Regions from separate parts of the Homo sapiens genome. Here region 1 is linked to region 2. A link is a loop called in an ENCODE intact Hi-C map of the cell type or tissue named here. Cell type or tissue: heart left ventricle. All regions are shown on one strand.

Evidence for each region. Hi-C counts contacts between places; a loop is a spot of excess contacts. Peaks named below come from ENCODE experiments on the same cell type or tissue, not always from the same donor. Only the 100,000 strongest peaks of a DNase experiment are listed, where the experiment ranks them.
Region 1: a loop joins it to region 2, with 7 times the contacts of the local background. A loop is called at or near these places in 2 of 110 quality-filtered maps.

Annotation. Positions count from the first base shown.
Region 1 is chr4:14,746,477-14,754,476 of GRCh38, reverse strand. The region is part of intron 2 of LINC00504 (long intergenic non-protein coding RNA 504); the gene reads left to right. Among named protein-coding and RNA genes, the nearest start is that of LINC00504, 140 kb to the left of the region's middle. In heart left ventricle, a CTCF peak has its summit at 4,378 (motif pointing left); no DNase peak of the experiment used is centred here.
Region 2 is chr4:15,453,407-15,461,406 of GRCh38, reverse strand. No RefSeq gene overlaps it. Among named protein-coding and RNA genes, the nearest start is that of CC2D2A, 12 kb to the left of the region's middle. In heart left ventricle, a CTCF peak has its summit at 3,651 (motif pointing right); no DNase peak of the experiment used is centred here; H3K27ac peaks cover 520 bases.

The DNA.
Region 1 (8,000 bases), 710 kb after region 2:
GGTCAGTGATCTTCCTGGATTACCAACCACAGTGACCAGGGTTGGGAAAATCTAATTGGCTAAGTTGGGTTACTTGCCCATCTGCATCTGAGGTGGGATCAGGCATCAAAAGATCCTATCCAGACCCAGACCCAGACTGGATAATAGCCCCAGAGACTTGAATGCCATACTAAGGAGTTTGGATTGTATTTGAGGGTGACAGAAATTATTTTCAGGTTTTAGACAGGGGGATGAAATGGTCAGATACGTCTTTACAAAGAAAACCCCAGGAGCAAAATGAGGAAGTAGTTGAGTTGGTGGGGCAGATATGAAGCTGGAAGACCCATTATGATGCTAATTTCAGAGTCCAAGTAAGGCCTTAGAATAGGAGCTGTGTACAAGGTGGTGGAAGTGTGGGAAAATGAAGGAGAAAAGAGATGATGTTCTCTTCTGGGTCCCAGTTGGAGACAGAAAAGCATTAGCCACTGCTGGGTAAATTGTTGACAAGGTCTTTTAAGAAGTCATTCTGGCTTAGCAACTGGTCAATATCCTAGACTTACTTATGCTTTTTTTTGGAGGTAAATTATGAACAAACTACAGAAAACCCACTCTTCTGATTAAGATAGTAATACTTCAATTTAATAAATATTTATTGGACACTCACTGATATGGTTTGGCTGTGTCCCCACCCCAATCTCATCTTGAATTGTAGTTCACATAATCCCCACATGTGGTGGGAGGAACCTGGTGGGAGGTAATTGAACCTCCATGATATTCTCATGATGGTAAGCTCTCATGAGATCTGATGTTTTTATAAGGAGCTTCCCCTTCGCTTGGCTCTCATTCTTCTCCTTCCTGTTGCCATGTGAAGAAGGACATACTTGCTTCCCCTTCCACCATGATTGTAAGTTTCCTGAGGCCTCCCCAGCCCCATATAACTGTGAGTCAATTAAACCTCTTTTCTTTATAAATTACCCAGTCTCGGGCAGTTCTTTATAGCAGCATGAGAACAGACTAATACAGTAAATTGGTACCAGTAGAGTGGGGTGCTGCTATAAGGATATCTGAAAATGTGGAAGCAACTTTGGCACTGGGTAACAGGCAGAGGTCAGAACATTTGGAGAGCTCAGAATATGACAGGAAAATGTGGGAAAATTTGGAACTTCCTAGAGGCTTGGAGAGCTCAGAAGACAGGAAGATGTGGGAAAGTTTGGAATGAGTCCAAAGACTCATTGAATTGCTTTGACCAAAATGCTAATAGTGATATGGACAATGAAGTCCAAGCTGAGGTGGTCTCAGATGACAAACTTGTTGGGAACCGGAGTAAAGGTGACCCTTGTTATGCTTTAGCATAGACACTGGTGGCATTTTGCCCTGTGTTAGAGACCTGTAGAACTTTGAACTTGAGAGAGATTATTTAGGGTATCTGGCAGAAGAAATTTCTAAGCAGCAAAGCACTCAAGAGGAAGAATAGCATTAAAGTTTGGAAAATTTGCAGCCTGACAATGCAGTAGAAAAGAAAAACCCATTTTCTGAGGTGAAATTAAAGCCTGCTGCAGAAATTTACATAAGTAATGAAGAGCAGAATGTTAGTCATCAAGACAATGGGGAAAATATCTCCAGGGCATTTCAGAAACCTTCATGACAGCCACTCCCATCACAGGCGCAGAGCCCTAGTAGGAAAAAATGGTTTCATGGGCAAGCCCAGAGCCCTCCTGCTGTATACAGCCTAGAGACGTGATGCCCTGCATCCCAGCCTCTCCAGCCATGACTAAAAGAGGCCAAGGTACAGCTTGGGCCATGGCTTTGGAGGGTCTAAGCCCCAAGCCTTGATGACTTTCACGTGGTGTTTAGCCTGCATGAACACAGAAGTCAAAAACTGAGGTTTGGAAACCTCTACCTAGAATTCAGAGGATGTATGAAAATGCCTGGATGTCCAGGCAGAAGTTTGCTGCATGGGAAGAGCCCTCATAAAAAACATCGGCTAGGGTAGTGTGGAAGGGAAATGTAGGGTCGGAGCCCCGACACAGAGTTCCCACTGGAGCACTGCCTAGTGGGTCTGTGAGAAGAGGTTCACTGTCCTCCAGACCCCAGAGTGGTAGATCCATGAATAGCTTGCACTGTGTGCCTAGAAAAGCCACAGACACTCAACAAGAGCCCATGAAAGCAGCTGAGAGGTGAGCTGTACCCTGCAAAGCCACAGGGGCAGAGCTGCCCAAGGCCATAGGAGCCCACCTCTTGTATCAGTGTGACCTGGATGTGAGACATGGAGTCAAAGGAGATCATTTTGGAACTTTAAAATTTGGCTGCCCTACTGGATTTCAGACTTGCATGGGGCCTGTAGCCCTGTGTTTTGGCCAATTTCTCCCACTTGGAAGGGATGTATTTAATCAGTGCTTATACCCTCATTGTATCTAGGAAGTAACTAACTTTTGATTTTTACAGGCTCATAGGCAGAAGGGATTTGCCTTGTCTCAGACAAGACTTTAGGCGACTGTTGCAAGGGCATGATTATGTTTTGAAATATGAAGACATAAGATTTGTGAGGGGTCATGAACAGAATGATGCAGTTTGGCTGTGTTCATGCCCAAATCTCATCTTGAATTGTAGTTCCCATAATCACCACATGTGATGGGAGGAGCCCGGTGGGAGGTAATTGAATCATGGGGGCTGTTTCCCCCATGCTGTTCTCATGAGAGTGAATAAGTTCTCATGAGAGCTGATGGTTTTATAAGGGGCTTCCCCCTTCATTCAGCTCTCATTCTGCTCCTTCCTGCTGCCATGTGAAGAAGGACATGTTTGCTTTTCCTTCCACCATGACTGTAAGTTTTCTGAAGCCTCCCTAGCCCCACAGTCAATTAAACCTCTTTTCTTTACAAATTGCCCAGTCTCAGGCAGTTATTTATAGCAGCATGAGAATGCACTAATACACCCACTGTGGATTATGTCTGAGGCTTTTTGTACTTTTCATGCTGAATAAAACAAGATTCTGTTAAAAAAAAAAAAAGCAGCAAAATTCTGTTTTTTGAAAAGAACACATTGTACTTATACCATTATCTCTTTCAGCCTTCAACATGGGCCTGTTGGGTAGCAGAGGGGAGGTATCCTGCATTTACATACTTTCTTGGAGAAGTGAACTGACTTCCTCAATAAATAGTGGAGTTCTCTACAGTTCTACACACTCTCATCTCCTGAAACCCATGGGTCTTGGGTCTTTTCTATCTCACAGTAGACAAGTGACTCCCTTAGCTTAGTGACTTACAGTAGTGGGCTGGTGAATATTGAACAACAGGCTCTCTGAGCAGCTTTTACTAATTTGCATGGTGTGAATATTCCCACCTGGCTGACTTCAAACCATCAGCATGATGTCACTGAATGTAGACTTGGGAAGAGACTTATGCATGCTGGGTTCTCCTGAGCCTAAGGGTTCAATGACCCCATCAGGCAAACCACAGCCTAGGCCCTGGTTGGGGGAGTGGAAATCAATTCTCTGGAAGTTCAGTCCACATGGTCATTTATGGTGTGTCTTACACAAAGAGTATACTGAAGTTCTAATGCTCAGTACCTCAGAATGTTAACTTATTTAAAAATGGGGTTATTGTAGAAGCAATTAGTTAAAATGAGGTCATACGGGAGTAAGGTGAGTTTCTAATCCAATATGACTGGCATCTTTATAAGAAGATAGCCAAGTGAAGACACAAAGACACAGGCAGAAGACTATGTGCAGATGGACAGAGAGATCAGAGTGATGCATTTTTGGGCTGAGGAACTCCTGTAACTACCAGAAGCTTAAAGAGGCAAGGAAGTCTCATCCCCTAGGAGCTTCAGAGGTAGCATGGCTCTGCCAGCACCTTGATTTCAAGCTTCCAACCTCCAGAACTGTGAGAAGATACATTTCAGTTGTTTCAAGTCATCTAGCCACCTTATGCCTGCCTTAGGAAACTAAAGGTCCCTGTGCTTTCTTATACCCTGCACCCCCTGGTTTGAAATATGACTGCCTTTGGGAAAAATCCCATTTTTTTGTGTTTTAAGGTTAAAGTGATCTCTCATTCCACTCCTTCCCCATTTAGATCATGTCATAGGAATCTAGTGCAATGAGCTAAAATATAGGAGAACCCATTGGCTTATAGACCTAAGAAAGTTATATTAGTTAAACACATACTAGGTATCAGGTGCTATACCACTGGTTTTTCATGTGTTGCCACATTTACCTTAATCTTCACAACAACCTCTGAATAGGTATAATTATCCTCATTTTACAAATGGGAAAACAGAAGCTCAGTGATGTTAGGTAACTTGCCTAAGGTCACAGAGCTGGTGGACAGCAGGGAAGACAACTTGGGTGTGGTGAGCAGTCACAGATGCAACACCACATCTTAGTGCTCCACCCTGTGGCTGATTCGTGGGAGTCCCCATAGGCTACAGCTGCACAAACACCTCAGTGAATGCTCCATCTGTGCCCAGAGACAAAATGGGATTTGAGGAAAGGAGAGGAAAGGTGGAGGGCAGTCGATTAAATAAGTAACCCTGCATCTCCTTGGTGAGCTGTTCCACATGGGGTGGTTGCCATTTCCATGTGGCAAATAACAATGAAGGATCCACAGTGATATCACAATATGCTAACCTTAATTCTTCATGTGCATGCAGCACTGAACATCTGTGACAAATTTTCTATTAAATGGTTCTTGTCTATTCACAGGCTCTGGAGCCAGGCAGAGCTGGATTCAAATTCCAGCCCTGAACCTTATCAGCAGTAAGCTGCTTAATCATTCATGAGTTGCTTCACTTCCACCTTTTGTAACCTCATAGGGTTTTTGGGAGGATTCAATTAGGTGAATGGAGTGTGTGCAGTGCATAGTAGGTGTCAAGGAGAAACGCTGACTGCCAACTCCTTGGCTTCTTATGAAGGAGTTTCCCTCAATACTTCTGACCTGTGCCACAGTTTTCCTGCCTGCAGAGTGCATAGCCATGATGGGAGATCATGCTGGGAAACAGGAGAGAAACAAATTGACCAAAAGTTCCAAGTATGTGCCTCAGTTTCCCCATCTGCCTCCCCTGGATCCATGATGCACCATTCTGCAATTCTCATCCCTCTTATGGGTTGCATTGTGAACCCACAAAGAACATATTAAATTTCTAACCTCTGGTACCTGGCAACATGGCCTTATTTGGAAATAATTTGGGTCTTTGCAAATTTGATCAAGTTAAGATGAGGTCATTAGGATGGGTCCTTCCTCCAATATGACTGGCATCCTTCTAAGAAGAGGAAAACACCATCTGAAGACAGAGGCACATGGGGAGAATGCAACATGACCATGGAAAGAGGTCTAAATGCTGCACCTTCCAGTCAGGGAAGCCCAGGGCTACCAGAAGTTGGAAGAAACAAGGAAGGATCCTCCCCTAAGGGCTTCCAAGGGAGCATGGCCTTGCTAAAACCTTGATTTCAGACTTTTTCTCTGCAGATCTGTGAGACAATAAATTTCCCTTGTCTTAAGCCACCAAATGTGTGGTATTCTAAGGCAGCCCTGGGAAACAAATACCCTCCACCGAGGTGCGTGTTACCTGGTGTTAGTGAATGAGTAAACGAATGAAGGAATGAGTGCCTCTGTGTGTGGTTGCTCTTGGCCAGAATGGAGATGAGGGCTGTTGTAGAACAGGAAAGTGTTTTTCTATTAACACCTGAGGTGAATAAGTGTAAGTAGGGCACTGTGGAAAAGGAAAAGACAAGGAAAGGAACCAATGTATATTGAGCACATCCTATGTGTTTGTTCCTCCACCAGGTGAATTGCAAATGTCTCCTTTAGTCTGTGAACCCTGTAAGGTGGGTGTTGTTATTCTAGTTTTCCAGATGGGAAAACTTCAGTTAGAGAGAGTAGACGCTCAGCTTAAGGTCTAACAAGAGAGCAAGGGGCTGAGCAAATTCCAAACAGGGGTTGGTCTCATTCCAACATCTGCCTGTGATATTTCTACTTGATGCAAAGCAATTGAGGCAATAAAAATCAAGTTGTAGCAGGTAAAATTTCAAACAGAGGTTGCAATTATGAGTAGTCATTGCACTTGTCCTGAAATCAGGAGGGAGGAGAGTCTTGATGGAGGCATCCAGTTAAGGCATAGAGAGGTAGCATAGCAGAGTTTATGTGGATGGGTCTGGAGCCATTCTACCCGGGTTCCAATGCCAGCCATCTCCACATTAACTAGCTGAGTGCCTTTGCCACATTACTCCTTCTATTTTTAGGCCTCCTGGCTTGCCATGTGGCAATAACAGGGACAGGGACCATAGGGCTGTAGTGGGGACTAAATGATCATCACAAAAGAAGAAGTTAGAACCGAACTTGCTACATACTGAACATGACAAAGTGCTTGTTGCTGCTATTATTTTTTTATTACTTAAAATGTGACCCGTGCCAGGTCTCCTCCTCCCCCTAAATGACTGTCTCCTTTGCGTGGCTCTCAGGGCATTTTGCTGATCTGCTCTCTGCCACAGTGACTTCCAACACTTGAGCCAAGCTGAAATATTATGTTTCTAATTAGAGAACTGAGTGCCATGTTGGTTCATAGTGCCTTTCCTGAAGCTTTTGGCTGTAATGTTTCACAGCCATTAATAAGGAAACAATCTGGAAGAGAATTTGTAGTCGTGACTTCTAGCACTGATCCAAAAAATGTCTCTCTGGTCCCCAATGTGTGCATATCTCTCTGTTGGTTCACTGAAGGGTGTGGGAGTGCTCCTTTCAGAGCAAGAGCACAAGCCTCACACCCAGCTGGTTCCTGTTCCCAGGAGGACTGTGCATCTCTGGGAAACTCTCTAAATTCTGAAGTAATTGTCCTGGCGTCCCTGTGTAAACCATGTAAACTGAGAAACCGTTACTTAAACCTGGGTGGTCAAGCTGTCCTTGACCATGTTCCTGAAACAGAGAAGGAACCACAAATGACCTGCCTTCACCTAACTAGTCAACCATATTTCTTTCCTTTCCTGGGATGTGCTTATCAGAAAGACAGAGCAGACCCAACAGATAGAACCAGTCCAGCTTTGAGGATTTTGCTCACAGAGTATTGTGCACAGTAGTGGTATTACTATTCGGGGGCAAGGACTGCAAATCTCTCTCTCAAATGATGTTGTTGCCTTTCTGGCCTTGAGGGAAAGCCCCAAGCCACCTTTATAAGTTTGTCTTCTAGGACTTGTATGCTTCAAGTTAGGATTTTCAAACACAAAGGTCTCTTATTTAAATGGTCAAAAAATTTTACAAACAGTGCAAAACTTGCTGGATTTGGGAAAGAGGGAAAGGAGAGCCTGTGTTGGATATGTAGTATGTTTGAGAGCTGGATTAAAATGTGAGGATATAATAAAGATACAGAATAAGAATTATATTAATGTCCTCCAAAGAAACAGAAAAAAATTGGGTATAGATACACATTATATACACATACACTAAAAATATAGTGTGTGTATATATATGTACACACATATATACATATACATATACACAGAGTTATGGTATATTGGGTATAAAATAGGGCATATACCCTGTTTTCCTTTTTACTTTCTTTCATATGATTATCATGTGTCTCATATGATTACCATATGTGTCTCATATGATTACCATGTGTCTCATATGATTACCATATGTGTCTCATATGATTACCATATATGTCTCATATGATTACCATATGTGTCTCATATGATTACCATATGTGTCTCATATGATTATGGAGGCTGAGAAGTCCCATCATCTACAATCTGCAAACTAGAGTTCCATCATAGCTGCTGGTATAACTCAGTCCAAGTCTGAAGATTTGAGAACCAAGCGGGCTGATGGCCTAAATCCCAGATCAAAGGCAGAAGATTTAAGTCTCAGTTCAAGCAAGCTGTCAGAAAGCAAAAGAAGTGAATTCCTCCTTCCTCTGCCTTTTTGTTCTTCTCAGACCCTCAGGGGATTGGATGATGCCTACCCAATTGGGAGGGTGTTCTACTTTACTGAATCTAGTGATTCAAATGCTAATCTCATCCGGAAACACCGTTACAG
Region 2 (8,000 bases):
TGCTCATAAATCTTGAGGGGCTCACTTGATTCAAAGGGTAACCCTTTGTGCAAATGCCAATGGAGAGAGAAGTAGCTAGTCAATTACTGCTGGAAATGGTTCCCAAGAAGTCTAAGCAATTTTGCTCTCAGCTACATTGATGTTTCTGTTAGTCATACCAGCTGCCTCACATTAGAGATTCCAGGTTTACCCTCTTTCAGGTTATACTAGTGCTTTTCAACCAATTTTGACCCTCTTGGACATTTGGCAAAGTTTGGGGATATTTTTGGTTGTCACAACTTGGTGGGGGGAAGGGAGTGCTACTGGCATCTCATGGGTAGAAGCCAGGAATACTGCTAAACATCCTACATTGCATAGAACTGTCCCCGCACTGCCATTCCAACATAAAAAAATTATCTGTCCACGTATGTCAAGGATGCTGAGGTTGAGAAACCCTGTTTTTTCCAATATGATTTACACCCATATGATCTGCTACTGCTTCCAGAATTTAGCAGGTTTTAAGACCTCAATCCCAGGTTACATTTAAACCAGGAATGGACCCTCCTGGAGCCCAACATCCTCTGAGTTCTAGTTTGAACCATAGTCACCAATCCACAGCCCACAAACTCCCTTTCCTCATGTTGCATTCCCCTCCATAGAGGCAAGTATCCTTTTTGGCTGATCAATCTCAGTTTTAACCAACCAAGTTTATCACTGAGTTTTTAATGCTATTGAAATTCAGCAGAAAAGAAATTAGTATCAAAATTTCTTTTTCCTCTAGGAGGTTTCTTGGCTCCCTTTGCAGATTTATTCAATGTATGTCAAAGAGCACAAGGGGCATTTTGAAAATTGGGGAGCATCAGTCATGCCACAGAAAATGATGTTATATTCCCATTTTCCAGGGCAGTGGGTGTCCACTTGCCTTACATTTGCATAATCAAGATGAGTTGCTCACAGGACTCTCCATTTGAAACAAGATCTTACCCAAGGAGACTTACTGAGCTTACTAGAGAGAGGATTAGCTGATAATACCCTCCTGATTAAAAAGTAGGTTTTGCTTTCCTACACAGCCTGATCCATCTTTCATTTTTTCATGCCCTGTGATGCCACAAATTGTACTGTATTTCCTTCCAATGCAGCAATTGCTAAAGATACTTGGGAAAAAGGCAGTTTGCTAGACTCAATATAAGAATGACCTCTCTGCTATTCCAGCTCAAGAATTTTCAACTCTTTGCTGTTTGTAGCCACAGCTCCTGGTACAGACAACTTTGCTTTACCCTCTGATGCAGAAGCTTGGGGACCTGTAGGGGTTTGGGTGCTTATATTGGTACAGAGCATAGATTGGTAAAAAAAAAAAAAAAAAAAAAAAAAGTACCCAGGAGCATCTATACTTGTTTCCTGAATTCTGCTAAATTGAGAAGCTATGTTTCCAACATCCTTAGATGGACTAGGGTATAAATAGAATTTTCATGGACTTGCCTCTGATCTCAGTCACTGTTGATGTTTTTGGAAATGCATGGCAGATTCCAAAGAACTGACTAGCAAACAGATTTCTAGAGTAAAATCCATCCATAAATTGGTAGCTGCTTGTGTTCTCACTATTTGAGAGATGGAATTTGGAGCAGAGGACAAAGGGTTGCCTGCTACTATGCATCATTCTGCTCTCTGGGGCTTGGACTCTGAGGGGCTTTGCCATACTAGAGGATTTTCCTGTCAGGGAAATATGGACACTGCCATGTACTGTCCAACTAGGGCCAAACAGAAAAACAGTAGCACTGCAAGGACCCAGCCAACTTCATGACGGTGGACTAGATTTTGTGGATCACAAGTGCCATCATATCTAGTTGCCAGCTTTTAGTAATTCTCTGTGTTATAATTTTCGCCTCTTATCTCTGACACATCTGTAAAATCTTATAATTGTTCCCTTAGAGACTCATCTATGCTGTGGGGGAATTACAGAAAGAATTTATATCCATGCTCGAGATGAGAGGGTAAAGTAAAGAAGAGTAATTTCAGTAGCAAGAATGATGGTATCAGTGGAGATTGCTAAAATTCTCAAAAGGCAAGTAAATTTTAGGAACAATGATTGGGGATCAGTGTTGAGCGTAAGTTTGCCCCTTCCTATATGGAGATTTTCTCTCCTCACTGCCAGCCTGGGTTATTTTTCCAAGGGATCCTGAGAATCACTCACGCTTTCTCCATGATACTAATGTATGCTTGAGACCTTCAAGACTCCCTCCTAATTCAAGTCTCTGCTAACACCAGAAAAGGATCCATCATCATTAACAAGCCTGCCTTCTTTCTTTATCCTTCTAGTGCTTACCACTAGCATAGCTGTTGACACATCATTTTGTCTTTCCTGCTGGGTTTCCATTGCTCAGGGAAGCTCCTGGTGCATAGCAGACACTCAGTAAATATGTTGAGTGATTGAAGGAACAAACCAACACACAAAGCAAAGCCTTCACTGAGTCCTTATATAAGGAGAAGAACTTATGACTGAGAATCTAAAAAACATATGACTGAGATCTAAAAAACACAAACTGATGACTGAGAGTCTAAAAAACACAACCTACTTTCGAATCAGCTGTGTGGATTCAAAGAGCCAGAAATGCTGCATCTGTTAAATTTGGAAAGTCGTCACTAGTAGGAGGGGGTTCCATGGGCCAGTGAAGAGGTCTTTTAGGAGTAGTAGCATTTAGTGTGAAACTGAACTGCTGGCCTCAAATCTTAAATCTGCCATTTGCTAGTTGGGTAGCAAGACAGGTAGCTTTTGGTTTTAGTTGGTGTTTAATTTCAAATTAAAATTTATCTTTCCATCAATTTATTCATCCATCTGACATTTATTTAGTGCCTGCCACATGGCAGATGTGGTGCAAAGTACTAGAGATTCAAAGATGATTAAGAAAAAATCCTCACCCTCTAGCTGTTTACCATCCAGTGAGGTTGAAACCTCTTGATATGGTTTGGTTGTGTCCCCACCCAAATTTAATCTTGAATTGTAGCTCCTATAATTCTCATGTGTTGTGGGAGGGACCCAGTGGGAGATAATTGAATTATGGGAGTGGTTTCCCCCATACTGTTCTTGTGGTAGTGAATAAGTCTCACGAGATCTGATGGTTTTATAAGGGGAGACCCCCTTCACTTGGATCTCATTCTCTCTTTTGTCTACTGCCATGTAAGATGTGCCTTTTGCCTTCTGCCATGATTGTTAGGCCTCCCCAGTCAGGTAGAACTGTGAGTCCATTAAACCTTTTTTTCTTTATAAATTACCTAGTCTTGGGTATGTCTTTATCAGCAGCGTGAAAACGGACCTCTAGTCACACTTATCCCATCAAGCTTTGCAGGAAACCACAGAGGGATTATCTGATAACGAAATGTCATTTTTACTCTAATTGTTTATGAATTACAGTGTATATGACTAAGTAGCTTTAATAAATGTATACTAGGCAATGGGAGGAGATCCACATGGAAGACAGAAGACCTTGACTCTAGTCCCATCTTAGCGACCACTGACAAGGCCCTCATCGTTTATGGATCTCTGTTTCCTCTTCTGGAATATGAGGTGGGCAGAGAAAGTTGATTTCTAAAGTTTCTCCTAGCCCGCACTTGGATTTTACATAATCTCTGGAAATGGTCTCTAATAGAGTAGTTATTGTTGCTGGCCACTAGAGGTCAGTACCTTAAAAAGTAAACTGGATTCTCCTGCCATCAAAGTATGCCTTGAAGCAAAAGCAAAATTACTGTTTTCTTATCTTGGTTAGGAAGAAACATTCCCAAAGAAACAGTTTTCTCCTTGACATATTAGAGCTTGTAAGATGACATTTCCAAACTCTGGCTGAGCATTCACTGCAGAGTTCACTAACAATCTTAGTGTGAGAGATGAAGGAGCAGAAGGTCTGGCCCTAGCTAGTGAAGAACGTATGGTTTCTGCACAGACCTGAATGCATTGATAGCTGTGTAACAGGAGGAAAGAGGAACTGAAAATGACTCTTCTGTAGAGCAAGCCCCTCACTGTATCCAGTGGTGCACTTGCCCCTATCTGGTCACTGAGAATTAAAAGGTAAATATGTTTTTAGATCAGCTCTTTTCTCATAGATGTGGTAGGGAAGGCACAATTTTTGTTCCTTTCCCTGAGTTCCTGCTGCTCTGAAAGATAGGAACTTCCACTCTCTTAATAATTAGTGGCTTACCTCTCCATGGCTCCTTCTGGTGGAGGGAGGAGGAGGGATTTCTCTGATTGGTGAGATGGCAAGAGTCTGGTACCCCCTGGGCTCTGTGTTGGGAGTGGGCTGTGTGTAAAAAGTCACTTGCACATGTGGCCTCTCTTGGGTTCTATGAGCTTGATTTGAGGGGAGGGAGACCTCTGTTCTCTTTGAGGCTGAATGGAAAAGTTTCTGTTGTGGGATGCTAATCAGGTCTAGACCTGGAGGCAACTACTGGGAAGTTTGTTTCAACCTCATATCCAAGTTGCTCTCTCTGATTTGGTGCTACCAGTAGGAAGACAAGTATTTTGGTACATATGTGGCTTCTGTGTGCATTTCTCAATTGGCTTGGCACCCTCAGGGGTGAGGAGTGGGATTAAATGGAAGCCCTTCTCAAATCCTATCAGTGGAGGTGGATTAATATAGTCCCCTCACAATTCTAATGACTGCAGGCTTGCTTGTGATGTTGTTGGTGTAGGGTTTAGGTAAGAGTGGGGCTCAGGGTTGTCCTTGGGGATACAGGACCAGGGAAAGGAGACAGATACAGCCCTCAACAACTTATGCAGCTGAAACCAAACTGAAATGAATATAAGGGGCAAATAGTAGAAAAAAATCATTAAAATTCAACTTGAGGAGTGTGTAGGAGAGAGATGTTTTGTTCTGCTTTGCCTAAGTCATGGTAGTTGTGCAAAAAGTGTTGGTCTTAAAACTCAGGCTTCTTTTGGTACAAGGTGGTTCTGTGTCCCCCAGCTGCTCCCCTTTACCCTCTCCCATCCCGTTACCTCTTTATTCACAAGAGAAGAAAAACAAATAGAAAAGATCTCCAACAATTGTCCAAATAATTCATTCATTTATATAGACATTTCTTCATTCATTCATTCATTCATTCATTCATTCATCCTACCAATATTTACTGAGCTTTGATTATGCACCAGGCAGTTTCAGGTACAGGGAACTAAGCAGACAATACCCCCTTCTCTTGTGGGGCCAACATTTATTTGAGGGTTGACCAAGTACGGTGGCAGATGAAGTCATTGCCTCTTCCATATCCCTTGCATTAACCAATTCAGGGTGCTTTGATAGATTTTTAACTGTCTTATCTCCATCTCTGTGCCTGAAGCCTTTTTTCAGAACCCTGCAAAGTCACTTTACCTGAGCACCAAAGGCACTCTCAAAGTGCTGGAAAAATATTGATCCTGAGAGCGGTCCTCAGCCAATGACTCTTGGGAGTTGGTCTTTAAACACTCCGGCTTCCTCCCTTTTTGGGTGAGCTGATTCGGTGTGTGTTATCCTGTTCTCCTGGGCAGCTCCTTGGGATGAGCTTCAATCAACCACAATGGCAGTTAGCTTACAGACACAGTTATTGTTGCTCTGTTGCTTCCTCACTACCCTATTGGTGTTTCCTGCAACTCCCAAATAACCACTTATACTCAAGTCCTTGTCTCAGAGTCTGCTTTTGGGGGAAATCTGCTAAAATTGTCATTTTTTACATATATTACCACATTTTGTTCTTGCAAAGACCCTGTGAAATTATGAACTGAACATCGCAGTGCCTACCTGATGACACACTTTTGGAAAAAAAACAAAACAAAACTGCCTACATCTCGTGCTGATGGGCTTTGAGCAGGCAACTGTGCTTTATACCAGTATTCACAGTCCTAGCTGATGGGACCGAAGGAGGGTGTGGATCAGCTGCAGCCAATCCCCAGGCTGGCTCTTTGATAAACAGGGGCCTGCCAAACATGAGATCCTCACTCTGGGGATTTGAACTGAGACATGAAGAAAGAGTCAGCAGGGATTGAGCAATTGGAGCTAAAGCAAAGAACATGTCATGAACTAGAGCTGGGCTGGGAGATGCCAGCAGAGATTGAAATGATGAGAAATCAGAATCCATGCTGTAGAAAAGGCAGATAACAGGGTGAGGAAACCTGTGAGTGGTATGAGAAGCCCATGGATGCAAAAGAAGCAGAGACGTGAAGCAGAGTGGAGTCAAGTTCTTCACTGAGGGCCAGTGTCAGGATCTACCCTGGCCTCCACCAAGGCCCTGGAGGGCTGTTGGAGCCACTCAGCTGGAAGTAATGGCCTATAAGGCCTGGTCCAAGCAGAACTCCAGCACCCATTACTCCTGCTCTGATTTTGTAAAATAGCGATTTCAGAAGGCAGTTGCCAAGTTTTGCTTTTAATTGGGAGTGCAAAACTAGGTATAGCCTTGCCTATTGAATTAGAATACAAGAGTTTCCAAACTTTCGTTAGAACTGGAAGGGTAACCAAAGGCTCCTTTAATTCAGGGAAGGCAAGTTGATTTCATCTCAAGGGTACATGCTTGTTGATGGATGGACCTGGAGACTTTGTTGAGAATTCTGAGGCTGCCCTGGGGCACAGTGGGAAGAAATGCTTCTATCTATTACCAATGTCTGCCATGAGTTTGGAGAAAGACAGCACTTACTTTCCACCACCAATCCAGTGTGGAATCAGAGGCTTAAAGGATTTAGGTGATTTGTCTAAAAGTCACACAAAGCTGATTATTGGAATTCCTGGGGCTAGATCTTGTCTTCTGACTTTCCACCCAAAAGATTCTCTAATGGCTTTCTCATCCAGCTAACTTTGGCCCTTTAAAACTGTTTTAGGAAGCTAAGAATCCCTTCTCAAAAGAACAATTACTTCTTGTTATATGAGAAATTATATGCACGGCCTTCCAAAAAGTTAGTTGGACTCATATTTATGTTTTTGTAGGTGAATTTTTGTTCATAATTTAGAGTTGCCAAATTTAGCAAAAAGGAATACAGGACACCCAGTTAAATATTTGAGACAGTTTTCTACTAAATGATTGTTATGTGAAATTTATATTTGAATCTTCTGAATTTTATCTGGCAACCCTAAAAGGGAATCAGGTGGGCAACTCCTTGTGTGGACACACCTTGATATATTGATGGATATATGGCTTCTGGGCCCTGACCATCTCACATACTAACCTTCTAGTTATTATTTGTCAATATTCTGACCAACTGGGACATCTCAGGAGGCTGTGCTTTAATTTTAGTTCTACATGTAGTAAGACCTGGATGTTTTCTGTAGAAAATCCTTGCAACTCTCTTTGTTGTTCTGGAGTAATAATAATAGTAAGACCTGAGTGTTTTCTGTTTCAGTAACAATGGGGATGCTCAGTGGTGCCAAATTTATCTGAAACTGTGGTTGGAATAGATCACTGAGACTTTGTTTTTTCTTGTTTATTTCCACCAAGGCAGCATCTCACAATCTTGTAAAAGATAGTACTTTTGTAATGAAAGAGCATCTATGCAACCCCTTAGAGTTTATGATTTTTCTCCTTTTAGTGCTAGCAGATCATTTTTTGGAACCCTAACTATATTGGGCAAGTCTTTACTTCGGTAAGTTCTGCCACCTCCATGATGGCACTGGAGTGAAGCCATGAATTCAGTCTTCTTCATATAGCTGCTCATAAATGCCTTTGCCATCTGACAAATGCATTGGTTCTGAATGACTTCATACTGTTGTAATCCATTGGGTTCATAGTTCTGGACTAAGAAAAACTCAATAAAATGATGTAAACTCAAGACTAATTTCCCTCCCTGTTCTAGTTAGGAAGAAACAATTTAAAAACATATAAACTAGTATTACTTGGTGGTAATCTTGCTTTAAAAAATCCTCTGGAATAGACATCCAGGTACGCCACCAGGAAACTTTAAGAATGATATCGTGTTTTACACTTCAACTCCTAAGAGTTTTATTTCTCTCTCCTTAGACATTTTCTCTGCAATTTTTGGAAACAAAATAATATGCAACTAGCCTAAGAGCATACAT